Linked DNA regions of Homo sapiens: region 1 is linked to region 2. A link is a contact called in ENCODE Hi-C or POLR2A ChIA-PET data. All regions are on one chromosome and are shown on one strand. The core of a region is the stretch at or near the end of the contact, and the rest is flanking DNA. Distances in the headings are between cores, read along the strand shown. Region 1 holds the start of RAPGEF3 (Rap guanine nucleotide exchange factor 3). Region 2 overlaps VDR (vitamin D receptor).

Region 1 (6,824 bases), core at 2,422-4,921, 120 kb after region 2:
GTTGCAGTGGGGATGGGGCATAACAGAGAGATGCAAGAGATGCTTCACTGGTTGAATCAAGCCGACTTGGTGGCTGGCTGGATGTGGGAGAATGAGGAATGTAGGGTATCAGGCTCCTCACTTAGGCAGTAGTGGAGTTTGGGAACAGGGAGCTGAGAGAGGCAGAGCAGGAGGAGAGGCCTCCTGGGGCAGGAAGGGAGTATGAGGTTCCTGTGAAGACCCAGGAAACTATGGGCTCACCTTGTGTAGAGCTCAGCAAAGAGGCCGAGGTGGGGAAAATCAAGCCCAGAGTCAAAGCCTGGTCTGAGAAGCCCCCTTCACCTTCCCACCCTCCTGAGCTATCCATGGGAGCCGCTGCCACCTGCTTGAAGGGAATGGGGGAGGGTTCAAGTAAGTCCATGCTCTGGCAGGAGCTCATTGTCCGAGTAGAGTGTATTAAGGGGTCCTGCTGTTTAGTTTCCATCATCTGTACCAAGGTGTGGGCAAATGGCTGTGGATATGAGTTTTTCCCCCTTTATAGGAGCTGTCAGTATGTTTCAGAGGCAGGACTGCAGAGTGGTAAAGCACACAGGGTAGAAACCACCTGGGCAGAGTCACTCATGGCTCTACCACTTCCTAGTATGGGACCTTGGGCAAGTCATTTAACCTCTTTGTGTCTCAGGTCCCTCATCTGTAAAATGGAATAACAAAAATAACAACCTTATCTCATAGGGTTGTTGTGACAATTCAGTCAGTGAATATATACAAAGTATCAAGAACAGGGCCTGGTGCATGTTGACTATTCTTATTATTATTTATCTGTCTTAACACACCTGCCAAGCATTTAATGACAGTCAGAGGAGGGTGGAGGCGGTACCAGGACATGGCATGATTGTTACCATCTTGCTTGCATGTGTTCCTCAGACACATTCCCAGTCCTCTGCCCCTTCTAGGCCTCAGCCTTGATCAAATATCTGCTGAGCAGTAATTCTACTGTCGGGTCCCCATCCAGGGATCCTGAGAAGGCAAAAACCTGCCCCGTCATCTGCTTTGATGGCAGGCTGGGGGCCTTGCCTGTTAGAGGTAGGACAAGCTAGAAATGGGACACATAAAAGATCTACTCCCTATGATCTCCCCAGGCTAGGAGCCAATAGGTAATCACCCCAGGTCCTCTTCTCAATCTCCCCAGAGAGGGGGAATGAAAAAGAAATGGAAAAAAGAAAGGCAAGAGTAGTGTTGAAGGGGAACATAGGTGGGGGAGTGGGTTGGGACAGTTTCATTTTCACCGATTTGAGTGATCCTTGGCTCCCTGAGGCTCCCCCACACCTCAACACAAACATATTCGATTTCCCCCCTGCCTTTTTTTTTTTTTTTTGAGATGGAGTTTCGCTCTGTCGCCCAGGCTGGAGTTCAGTGGCATGATCTTGACTCACTGCAACCTTCGCCTCCCGGGTTGAAAGAATTCTCCTGCCTCAGCCTCCTGAGTAGCTGGGATTCCAGGCGCACGCCACCACGCCTGGCTAATTTTTGTATTTTTAGTAGAGACAGGGTTTCACCATGTTGGTCAGGCTAGTCTTGAACTCCTGACCTCATGATTCACCCCCACCTCAGCCTCCCAAGGTGTTGGGATTACAGGCGTGAGCCATCGCACCCGGCCTCAATTTTCCTTTTTTGAGTAGACTCTCCTAGGCAGTCTAGTCTACATTAGAAGAATAGAATACATACAGAGTATACGCAGTATACCATGGTGAGTACGTGGAGACAGACAACCTGGATTCATGCCCCAGCTCCACCATTTACTAGCTGTGTGACTTTGGCAATTTCCTTAATATCCCTGAGCCTCAGTTTCCCCATCTGTGACGTGAGGATAACAGAAGTACATACCTCACAGGATCGTGGCAGGGATTAAACACATGGAAAGCACTTGAAAGAGTGCCCGCACATGATTAGATTTTGTAGCTCTGCTGAAATGTATACAAGTGTCCTGCCTCACTCCCCAGCATCTTCCACCTGCCCAGAGTAAGGGCAGCAAGAATAGGAAATAGGGGACCCCTTTGTGACCCAACTGCCAGTCTCAGGAAGCCTTCCTGCAAGAACTTCTAGGCCAGGGCACTGGCCCCAGCAACCCGAAACTCATGACTCCATCCCCCTAACTCTTCCCCATGCATACCTGTGACTCCCAACTTGTCATCCTTTCCTGTCAGTTTCCAGGTTGCTCTTCCTTCTTCCAAATTACCAGAACTCCGTTGAATGGATTTGGGTCTGAGGTCAGATTCATTCTCAGGCTTTCCTCCTTCCCCGGAGAGGCATTTAAAACTCCACCAGCGTTTCTTAATGTGTGGACACAGCAGATGACCTGGGGTGTTTGTTCCAAATACAGATTTTCCATTTCATGCCAATAGGATTGAATATGAATTGCTGGGGACGGAGCCTGCATTTTAGTAAGCTTCTGGGAAACATTTTTTATACATGTATACATTAAAAATGGGATTTTAATCACAATTAAAATTTCTCTCCCCACTTTCAAGAAAATAATAATTGGTGGAGGATGGGGGCTTGGCATCCCAAAATTGGGAGTATAGGCTTCTTAGAGCTACCTCTTCCCAGTCTTCTCCTCACTTTCAAGAAAATAATCATGGTGGAGGATGCGGGCTTGGCATCCCAAAATTGGGGTATAGGCTTTTTAGAGATACTTCTTCCCAGTCTGGGCTGGCTCAACAGCAAAGGGAAAAGGGAAGAGAAGGGGCAAAAAGTCCTAAAAAGCTGGGGGTGGGGCGTTCACCTCCTTCCAAACCCTCATTATCGTCCTGAATTACGGGTCGCTGTCCCCGGCCACTGTCTCTCCACCCTCTCAGGAGTGGGGCGAAGAGGCCCGCGCTGGGCCATTTGCACAGTGGTGGAAACTGAGGCCCAGGGAGGCGTGGAGCCTCGGTAGCAAGCCTGCCTAGCAGGGCGCTGGAATGCCCGGTCTCCGCCTCAACCTACCCGGCCACCAGGGAGCGCGCGGTAGGGGGCGTGGTACTCGAACACCTTCTGCTCCCCTGGAAGCTCTGCCACAACCCCAATCTCCTCTTAGGGCCCCTACCCGTTCTGGAGAGCAGTCCTTCCTCTCCAGCCTCAGTTTCCTCAACTGCTCCCGGTGTGTGTGTGCTGGGGCAGGGGGCAGTGGGGCGTGGGTCTGGGAACGGAACTGTGGGAGGCAAGGCAGCGGGATTCCCCGCGGGAAAGCCGCCTATTCCCTCCCCCGGGCGGCTGGAGACCCTGAACCGAAACAGGAGGCAGACACCCCCAGCCGGGAAGCGGCCCCAGCCCGGATTTCCCTCCCGGGTGAGGCCGCAGTGACTCACCCCCTCCCCGCTCTCCCCGGTTTCCTTGTTTGCATTTCTCCTCCCGGCCACGTGGCGGCCAGTGCAGCCACTCACCGCCGGATCCCTGACACCCCGGCCGTTGCGGCCTCCTCCACACACTTCGGGGCCGCTCCTGCCCCCTGGGGATACTCTGGGCTCAGGCGGATGTCCACTCTGGTACCCCCGGGTGCGGACTCCAAAGCCTGCCAGTGCCGGCCCCCTTCCCCTACGCATTCCTCTACCGTAAGGCAGGGCGCCTCCACCCCGCCCCCTCCGCCAGTCCTGGGGAGGGGAAGGGGGCGGGCAGCGCAGGGGGTGTGACAGCTCCCGCCCGGACCGGTGCCAGCGCAGCCTTGCTTCAGCGCCCGGTGCCAGCTGGCTCCTTCGTCTGAGACGAAGGCGCAGGCTCGGGGCTCCCTGTCGCCGGTGGCTGGGTGGCGTCCCCCCACCACGCCCCCACCCCTCTACTCACCCAAGAGGAGCCTCTCCACCGAGCCCTGCATCCTGCTGCCCTGGCAGCCAGTCCAGCTAGGCACTGGCCCAGTTCACTGTACCTGGACTTACCCACTGGCACCCTCCGGATCCCCTTATCAAAGCTGATGGGGGTCGCTGGGGACCCCCCAGCCTTTTGCTAGAGCCTGCACGGCTGTGCGAGCTTGAAAAGAAACATGAAGGTGGGTAAGGTGGGGTCAGGGTTGAGGAGGAGCAGGAGAGGGCGGGAGAGGAAGCTGACACGGTGGGGAGTTTGGGTGGGAGAGGGAGGGTTAGTCAGGGCTGAGGAGGAGAGGAGAAGGGTTTAAGCCGAAGCTGCATTTCTGGGAGACCTAGTGAATCTATAGCTTCATACTGGGAGGTAGTGGAGATCCCTGCAGGGGCATGGGCAGTGAGATGGGACAGAATTCCAAAGAGGACTAAGAAGGGCCTGATCTTTTCCAAGAGCCAGCTGGAGACCCCTAAGTGCGCCAGACCGGCAGGCCCCAGTGAAGGTCTTCCTGTTCCTCCCCCCAGCTCCTGGCAGGGTTGCAGCACCTCCGCCTGACCAGTCCAGAGGACTCTAAGGAAGTAGTTCTGCCTGGGGCAGTTGTACTGTGGCCCAGCCGCCCCAGTCGTGTCCCATGGCTGTCCACTTTCCTCCCCGTGTCACAGGTGGGCTGGCCAGGTGAGAGCTGCTGGCAGGTGGGCCTGGCTGTGGAGGATAGCCCAGCTCTGGGAGCACCGCGGGTGGGAGCCCTCCCTGACGTGGTGCCGGAGGGGACACTACTCAACATGGTGTTGAGAAGGATGCACCGGCCCCGAAGCTGCTCCTACCAGCTGCTGCTGGAGCACCAGCGTCCGAGCTGCATCCAGGGGCTGCGCTGGGTGAGTACCTTTCACCTGCCCAGGTGCCAGGGCCAGTACCAGAGCTAGAGGGGGGCCTAGATCATGGCTTGGCATGCTGCTGGTGGCCCAGCTTGCTCTGGGGGTGTACAGTGGTACAGCTGCCGTGGACACTGGGTCAGGAAGCTTGTCTGCAGTGTGCGTGGGTGGCTCACACAGCTGCAACGTGTGTGTGTCTGTGTGTGTGTTCTGCCCAAATGTCTCTGTTTGGGCATGGGGGGAAGGGGAAAGGGATTTGTTGTTTATCTGTCACCTCAGTGAGCCGGCATTGAGTTAGGTACTTGTGTGTTCTTTCCAGGTGGAGGTGGGAGGTATGGGGGCCGGGTCAATGGGTTGGAGTGAGGTAAGCTTGGTTACAGTTCTGGGTGCATCACCGTGGCAACATTCTCCTTTAGTGAGTTACTGAACTGTGCTAATTCTGCGTTTTGGTCTTAGGGTGAGGTGATCATGTGGACACTGCTTGGTACCTGCCTTTGGGGGGCTCAGGGAAGGATTCTGAGACATTTGGAGAATCTGAGATCACCAAAGTGCCCTTTGCTAGTGAGAAACATCTCTGGACCTGAAAGAATGAAGGAGAGAGCAGGGAGGGGAAAGAATGGTGGGATTTGGGAGGCAAGATAATGGCTGTACTATCCAAATCAGCAGAGAAGCTATCCCCAACCATCCAGACTAAATAGAGTAGCTTAGCTTGAGATTCAGTTATGTCTCCACTGCGTGTGTCCACCCAGGTTTCGCTATGTTGCCTAGGTAGGTCTTGAACTCCTAGGCCCAAGCAATCCACCTGCCTTGGCCTCCCAAAGTGCTGGTATTACAGGCGTGACCCACTGCGCTTGGCCGGGAGAGTTCATTTCTTTTTTCTTTTCTTTCTTTTTTTTTTTTTTAACCAGAGTCTTCCTCTGTCACCAGGCTGGAGTGCAGTGAAGCAATCTTGGCTCACTACAGCCTCTGCCTCCCAGGTTCAAGTGATTCTCCTGCCTCAGCTTCCTGAGTAGCTGGGGCTACAGGTGTGCGCCACCACGCCCAGCTAATTTTTGTATTTTTAGTAGAGATGGGGTTTCACCATATTGGCCAGGATGGTCTTGATCGCTTGACCTCGTGATCTGCCCACCTCGCCCTCCCAAAGCACTGGGATTACAAGCATGAGCCATTGCGCCTAGCCGAGAGTTCACTTCTTATTGGCAAGTCCTTTTGAGTGGAATAACCACCACCCTCTCCCTCCTTCCCCCTACCTTGCCCAACTGCCATTTACAGTGAGGCTGAGTTGAAAAAACTGAGACCTACCAAGATGAGGGGCTCCTCTTTGCAATCAGAATTGAGAGGAGAGTCCACATGTCAGTCCTGGTAGAGCTGTTCTCTACTAGGGTCTTCCTTATCATGAGCCTGGGTCCTCCTCCGCTACCCCTCTGGCTCTCCGGCTCTCCGCTCTCCGGGTCACTGGCTGTAGCTATTGCCTGGAGCCAGTGGGCTGGAACCCTCCCTCCCTCCTTCCCTCTTGGGCTATAATTATTTGTGCATTTCCTGTCCCCTTCCCAGCTTGTGGAAGCAAGGTAGGGGGTAGGGAGAAGGTCAGGTGCCAGGACAATAGGTCACTGGAGGATCTCCTGGGACCTGAAGTCTGGGAGGGAGTGGAGGAGGCCACCAAGCTGTCTCCTGACTCTCCACAGCCCCCAGAAATGAAGGGCTGGTGTGCAGGGGAAGGCCAGAAAGGTGGGGGTAAAGGTTGCTGGAGTGTAAATGGGGTCAAAGGCACCAAAACAAGGCCTTTCCGTGCCAGGTGGGCGTTGGTGACTAGAGGGAACTTAGATTTTTAGTGTTTAGAGGCAGGCGGCCACTCCCTCTTCTGATGACCAACTTTGGGGACTGGGGTGGGGAGGTTTCATTCCATCATGCCTATATTTGAGAGGCTCTGGGTACCTGTGAAGCTGTACTTCTTACCTCTTGATGATGCCTTTAGCCCAGGGAAGGCTTCCGTGAGGGAATGAGTGCCAGCTGTGAGCATGCACGCCCATGGTGAAGGGGTGGAGCCCGAGTCCCAGGAAGACAGCACTGCCAGTTATTGAGGCCAGACCTCCCTCTTCGAAAGCCAAGGGGAAAACCCATCAACCTCCCAGAGAAGAAGTC
Region 2 (6,442 bases), core at 881-3,380:
CAGACGTGTAGGAGAGGCAATGGTTGTGGCTTCAGTGACTGGAAGGAAACGTGTTATCTTCTCATTTCTTGCTAAGGCAAGGTCAGCACTGGGGTCAGGGTCAGGCAGGGTTTTTGATGTGGGATGCAGGCCCTGGAGGGATGGAAGCCAGGGGCTTTCTACAGAGTTGAGCTCCTCCCCCTCTGCTTCTCTGAAGCTTAGTGCTGGGGGTTTGGTATTTCTAAAGCAGGGTCAGGAGAGGGTTGCTCTGGGGACGGTCCCAGCAAAAGCAGTGGGATGTTCTGTGTACTCAGAACATGAATTGCTGGTGGGGTGGGCGTGTGACGTGGCAGAGGGCAGGTATTAAGCAGTTTTTCCACCTGTCCTCCTTTCCACCTTATGTCTTTGCCCCACTTTCCTATAGGCTTGCACTTGGACTTAGAGGCTGAATCTAGGATATCTCTCCTAAAAGGACCGTCCACTATTGGAAAGTCGAGTGAGGAGGAGAGGCCCATCTATTGAATGGGATTTTCCCAGATGAGAGGGGCTGGGTGACAGAAAGTGGATGGAACCTGGCTGAGGCCTGCCATCCCTTGGCCTGGGGATCCTTGGAAGGAAAAGAACAATCCCCAGGTTCTTCCCTCATGACCTGGGGATTGTTCTCTGCATTGCTCCTGACTTAGTGGAAGTGAAAGGTGTCCACGGCTTAGGGTTGCAGAAATGACTCAGAGCTAAGCTACCTAGATTCAAATCCAGCTCCAAAGACAATCACCTTCCCTGCGCCTCAGTTTCCACCCCTAAGATAGGGGCAATAAAGTACCCACTGGAGGAGGCTCTTATGAGAGTGAAGTGAGTGAGGACACAGGAAAACCATGGAGCAGGGCCCAGTGCGGAGCAGTAGGCATCTGCTCTGATGATTGTCATTGCAAAAGGACCCAGTTGGGCACTACAATCAGCCTGTCCTCATTTGGCCCCAGGAACCACCACTTGCCTAGCTGTGGGACCCTGGGTAAGTCACTCAGAGTGCTCTGAAATTTGGCTTTGCTACAAGTAGGACTGCTCCCTGCCTCACAGAACTGTTGTGAGGGCTAAATGAAATAATGTATGCAGAGCTTAGCAGGCCTGGCATGTAGTAAATACTCCGGAAACATTTTTTTTAAGTTCCAGGGTGGTTGTCTATCTGGATGTCACCTCTGACCTCTGAAAACCACAGGGATTGAGGATAGGAAAGCAGTGCTCCTTTCTGCATCCACCCGGTCCCCACCTCACCTTCCTGAGCACCAGGAAAGGAGCCTGAGGAATCAATAAGGCCAGAGGAGGAACCCTGCAGAGCGTGGTCAGCTGGGAAGGACTTGGGCAGTAGGAGCAGAGGGGGCAAAGGAGGGCCTGGGTTGGGGGTACGTGGCAGCATGCCTGTCCTCAGCAGACACCTCCCACTGCCCATGCTTCTTGTGGGGGTGGGCCAGCCCAGCTTAGGTTATCTTGGCTCATTGTCCACTAGTGTTTTCCTCAGATGCTCCCTGGGAGCTGGCAGTACTGGAGGGGGTGGCAAGTGGCCTCAGTCGGCTCACAGTTCTAGGACCGGGCCCAGGTCTTGGAAGCCCCTTGAGCTCTCCCCCTTCCCTGCTTAGGCCACTGGAAGACAGAGGTCTCCAAAGAAAGACAAAAGCTGGGGTCTAGACATACCCCATCTGGGGTCTGACTTAAAGGCCTTTGCCAGGGTCACCTCCTGTTGGCATCAGAGAAGGAAAGAAGTGTGTGTTTGTGTGTTTGTGTGTGTGTGTGTCTGTCTGTTTGTCTATGTCTGCAGGTGGACAAGTAGGGCCGGGTGTGAGTGGAAGTGGAAAGGATACTATTCTGCCCATCCCTCCTTGCTGGCCCCCCAGCCAGCTGCTAAGATCCAGAGTCTGGGCAGCAGAGTCAACCCTACTGCAGCTGGGGGTGTTGAGCATGTCTGGGGAAGAGCTAAAAGTGGCAGAAAACATCCTGTTTGAAAGCAATGCTTTGCTGTATTTAACCCCTGCAACACCTGCTCCGCCTACACCCGGTCTCCACAGACAGGAGATCTCAGACACCTGCCTTTGAAGCTGTCCCAAGAGGCCAAGGCTGTGGGCTGCCATCCAAGCCTGCCCCATTCCCAGCTCCTGTGCGGCACCTCCTCTGCCCTGCCTGGGGCAGCCGTCTTCCCGCTCTTAGCAGCAGGACACATGGCCCAGTTGCTCTGCTTCCTGAGCTGCCTACAATCTGGAGATGGAGGGGGTAGTGAGAGTGTGGGTCTCCCTAACGAAAAGGCCCTTCCTCCCTCCTGACACCCTGGGCTGTGAGAGGAGAAGGAGTGCCTAGGCGGGAGGCTGTTTCCTTCTGCCTGGGGCTGGTTGCCGCCACCGCTTCCCACTGCTCCTGCTACTCCCTGCCTCGAGGGAGGGCCATCCTGGCTGCTGCCCAGCCGCCACCCCCACACCCCTGCCAGCGATGACATGGCATGCCTGCTCCCAACAAGCCACTTCTGTTTGCAGTCACTGATCTGGGGACTAAAGTCCCTGGAAAGAGCCTCTCGTGCCCACTTCCTTAGAGACTGGGGAGGCGGTCAGCGCTCCGCCTTAGATAAAAGGTTTCCCCTTCTTCATTTCAGAAGCCTTTGGGTCTGAAGTGTCTGTGAGACCTCACAGAAGAGCACCCCTGGGCTCCACTTACCTGCCCCCTGCTCCTTCAGGTAGGTGTTTCCTCATCAGCCGCAACTTCCCTGGCTTTCTGTTTTCAAGGGGCGGGGTGGGGGGGAGGGGCATAAGAAGGTGGTGGGCAGGGGAAGGAAGGGATACCACCCAGGATTTTGCAAGGTGGGTCCCGGGCCAGCAGAGTCTGCAACTGAGATGCATGAGTGTGTGGGGTGCGGGTGGGAGTTCAGAGAAGGGCTCAGGAGATGGGGCTTGCTGGCTCCAGCCACGACCCTGGCTGGGCTCTCCTGTGCGTCTGATGTTTCCTATCCAGCCCCCATCTCCTCTTTCTCTTTGCTGCCTTCTTTAGTCTCTGCCTGTCATTCCTGGGACTTTCAGCTCTCAAGCCACAGAGGCTTGGACATCTCCACATGTGGACTCTGGTCCTGGGCGCTGGCTTCTTGATAGCAGCAAATAACCTCAAGCAGGGTTGGGTCTTCTGTCAGCTCCCCTGAAATGGTCTCATTCACTGTGGGCCTCTGGCTGCTTGATCCAGCCTTTCCAGCCTTCACCCCCAGCATAGAGACTTCCTGATGTCAAGGCAGCACCCCACCCCATTGCAGGACTGCCCCGTTGCTGTGCTGTGGTAGTATGTTGTTCCACTCGCTTGCATCATAGCATCTCCAAATGAGTCCATGTGATGCTGAACATGTGTTGACTGATTTAACAGATATTCCTTCCTACCCCCCATTTGATTTCTCTGTTTTCCACGAAATCCACCGGATACTTGGGAGCCTGGATGACCCAGACTCTGTAGCAACACCACGATGACTCGGAGCTGCAGCATCTCAGCTGACCCAGGGTTAAGCCACAAGCATCCTGGACAGTTTCCCCTATTACCCCACAATGATATTGGGCCTCCGGGATGCTGGCCACATCTTGAATGTGTGCTATGTTCTAAAACCTGCAGGCATCAGCTTGGACTTGGGATGGTCTTTGGGGACAATGTTGATAGATCCACAAGCACTTTTTCTATTTTTAATTGTTTTTTAAATTATGAAACGTTTTGTATATTCAGAAGGGCATGCAAACACAGATATACAAAACATAGATGTAGTGTTTTGCTAATAATAATAAGAAGAAGATACCATATGCTCACTACTCAAAAAATAGAATACTGCTACTATATAATGCACACCCCTCCCCGATCTCATCTCTCCAAAGGTTTCTGTTAATCATTCCTTTGTTCTTTTTTTCTGAACTTTTCTTATAGGTTCAGGGGGTACCTGTGCAGGTTTGTTACAAAGGTATATTGCAAGATACTGAGGTTTTGAGTATGAATGAATTGTCTCCCAGGTAGCGAGCATAGTACTCAATAGGTTGTTTTTCAGCCCCTGCCCCTGTCCACTTGTATTCCCAGTGTCCATTGTTCTCATCTTTATGTCCATATGTACATGATGTTTAGTTCCCACTTATAAGTGAGAACATGTGCTATTTTGTTTTCTGTTTCTGGCTTTGTTTCCTTAGGATAATGGTCTCCAGCTGTATCCATGTTGCTGCAAAGGAAAAAGGACAGTGTATGTGTGTAAAAAGGACAGTATACGTGTGTAAAAAGGACAGTATATGTGTGTGTATATATATATATATACACACACACACACATATACTGTATTTTCTTTATCTAGTCCAGAGTTGATGGGCACCTGGGTTGATTCTGTGTCTTTGCTATCGCTGCAATGATCTTTGTTCTCTTTCTGAAAGTGCTTCTCTCTTTATATATAGGTATATATTTATACTTGCTAAACTTTAATGTATATGTAGCTGCTAAAATTTAATATATACATTAAATATGTATTTATATATTTAATATATATTAATATATAATATATATTAATATGTATTTATATATTTAATGTATATATTATATATACATTAGAGTTTAGCAAGTATAAATCTAGCTGTGAAAGAAATTAGCAATAGTGTCACTATTACTATTAGGATAGTTCAAAAGTAATTGCGATCTTTGCCATTATTTTTGATGGCCAAAACCACAATTACTTTTGCACCAACCTAATACATTAAGGTTTCCAGGAAAAGAAAAGCTAAATGAGGTTAGGGAATCTCCGAGGTCTGTGACCGGGATTCCCTCTGTCCCTTTGGGACTGATGATAACATATTCTTGCTTATCTGCACCACTTCTTTCCCTTGGTGTGAAGCTCTTTGGGGAATTTTTAGAAAGTATTTGTTTTATTCATTTGGCAGTAGTGGTTTCTAGACATATCTTAAGGTTTGGGCCTCTCTGGGCCTCATTTGTAAAGGGGATGATGATAATAGCATCTACACCATGAAGTGGTATGAAGGTGAAATAAGACTTAATGAGCTTTGATATTCCACACCCTAGATCAGAGATCATGGGCCTAGTCATTGAAAAGTAGCTCAGAGCCTCCCAAGGGCCCCCAGAATCTGCCTCTGTCACCCAAGGGCAGGAGGAAATGGTACCCTGGGGTGGAGTGGGTTCTTGTCTCTTGTTTCCTGGCTTTCTCTCTTATTTTTCTTCTGACAAGAAGGACCCTTTGCCTAGGGTCAAAGGGGTCACTGAAACCTGTAATGACCCTTTTGAGGATTCAGATAAAATTGGGAGAACTGGGAGGCAGTAGGGTCTGAAAGCATTTCAGGGCAGTCTGAGGTATCCCAGAATCATCTCTGAGCCTGACAGTAGACGGGATCAGACGCAGCAGACAAAGCTGGGGGCCCAGTTTTGGCTAATGAAAGAGTCAAGCCAGCTGCTTCCTGAGAAGGCCTTCCCAAAGCTGTGGGCTTTCGTTCCGTCTGTCTCTTCTCCTTTTCCTCAAGTATGAAATCCATCTCTAGATGATAATGCCTGTTTAGAAAAACCATCTCTGAAAACACAATTAATTGTATAGGACTCACATGACTCAGAAGGACATTCAAAATAATGTTTTAAGTGTTATTGCCAAAAAAAGGGGGGGGAAATATCTTGAAATGTTGATTGTCTTGGTACAGGAACACCAGGGGCATAAGCCTATTAGCCCTGAGCTTTATGGTTGTGAGGAGCTGGGGCTGGAATGACCAGGGCACCTAAATCCTCAATTCCCCCCACCCTCAAGAGGAGGAGACCTGAGGGTTTCTCTCCACATGTAGGTGCTGAGGCTGAGGGAGGACTCTCATTTTCCCTTGGAGGGGGCGTTGGGCAGGATAGAAGCCCCTGACCTGGTTCAGGTCTGTGCCTGAGGCAGAGCTAGTGCCAGTAGCATGAATGGGTTCATGCATATGATCCTTACACCCTGGAAGTAAAACACCTCTTCCAATGCAGACAGCGGGGGCATGCAGAGGTGAACCACTAAACCCAAATTAACCTGACAGATGCAACATCTGAAACCAGGCAGCTGATTCCAAGCCATGCTCTGAGCCAGCTATGTAGGGCGAATCATGTATGAGGGCTCCGAAGGCACTGTGCTCAGGCCTGGGCCCTGGGGAGATGCCCACCCTTGCTGAGCTCCCTGGTGGTGGGGGGTGGGGGCGGTGGGATGAGGCTGGGGGTGGGTGGCACCAAGGATGCCAGCTGGCCCTGGCACTGACTCTGGCTCTGACCGTGGCCTGCTTGCTGTTCTTACAGGGATGGAGGCAATGGCGGCCAGCACTTCCCTGCCTGACCCTGGAGACTTTGACCGGAACGTGCCCCGGATCTGTGGGGTGTGTGGAGACCGAGCCACTGGCTTTCACTTCAATGCTATGACCTGTGAAGGCTGCAAAGGCTTCTTCAGGTGAGCCCTCCTCCCAGGCTCTCC

The links. A loop is a pair of places that touch in the nucleus more often than their neighbours do. ChIA-PET counts read pairs that join two places held with the same protein, here RNA polymerase II (POLR2A). Pooled maps may share reads with other maps.
Region 1: a loop to region 2 is called in a pooled map, with 4 times the contacts of the local background. The contact joins the promoter of RAPGEF3 here to the enhancer-like site in region 2. A Hi-C loop is called at or near these places in 7 of 50 pooled maps. POLR2A ChIA-PET finds 5 or more read pairs at or near these places in 4 of 52 experiments (GM12878, HCT116, activated CD4-positive, alpha-beta T cell and 1 more).

Annotation. Positions count from the first base shown.
Region 1 is chr12:47,755,727-47,762,550 of GRCh38, reverse strand. It overlaps RAPGEF3 (Rap guanine nucleotide exchange factor 3), which reads left to right and starts at 3,671. Exons shown (of 28, transcript NM_001098531.4): 1 at 3,671-4,000; 2 at 4,473-4,685. The coding sequence starts at 3,995. It also overlaps a transcript of SLC48A1 not described here. RefSeq lists enhancers at 3,123-3,791, 3,792-4,460, 6,674-6,743, 6,774-6,824 and a silencer at 3,502-3,851.
Region 2 is chr12:47,878,944-47,885,385 of GRCh38, reverse strand. VDR (vitamin D receptor) reads left to right here. Exons shown (of 10, transcript NM_000376.3): 2 at 2,612-2,692; 3 at 6,271-6,418. The coding sequence starts at 6,273. Among named protein-coding and RNA genes, the nearest start is that of VDR, 23 kb to the left of the region's middle. RefSeq lists enhancers at 1,466-1,655, 2,086-2,195, 2,333-2,845. Within about 2 kb of position 2,130, at least 10 of the 41 ENCODE cell types and tissues checked have a DNase peak (open chromatin) inside an H3K27ac peak, as active enhancers do; they include GM12878, where a contact is called at or near this core.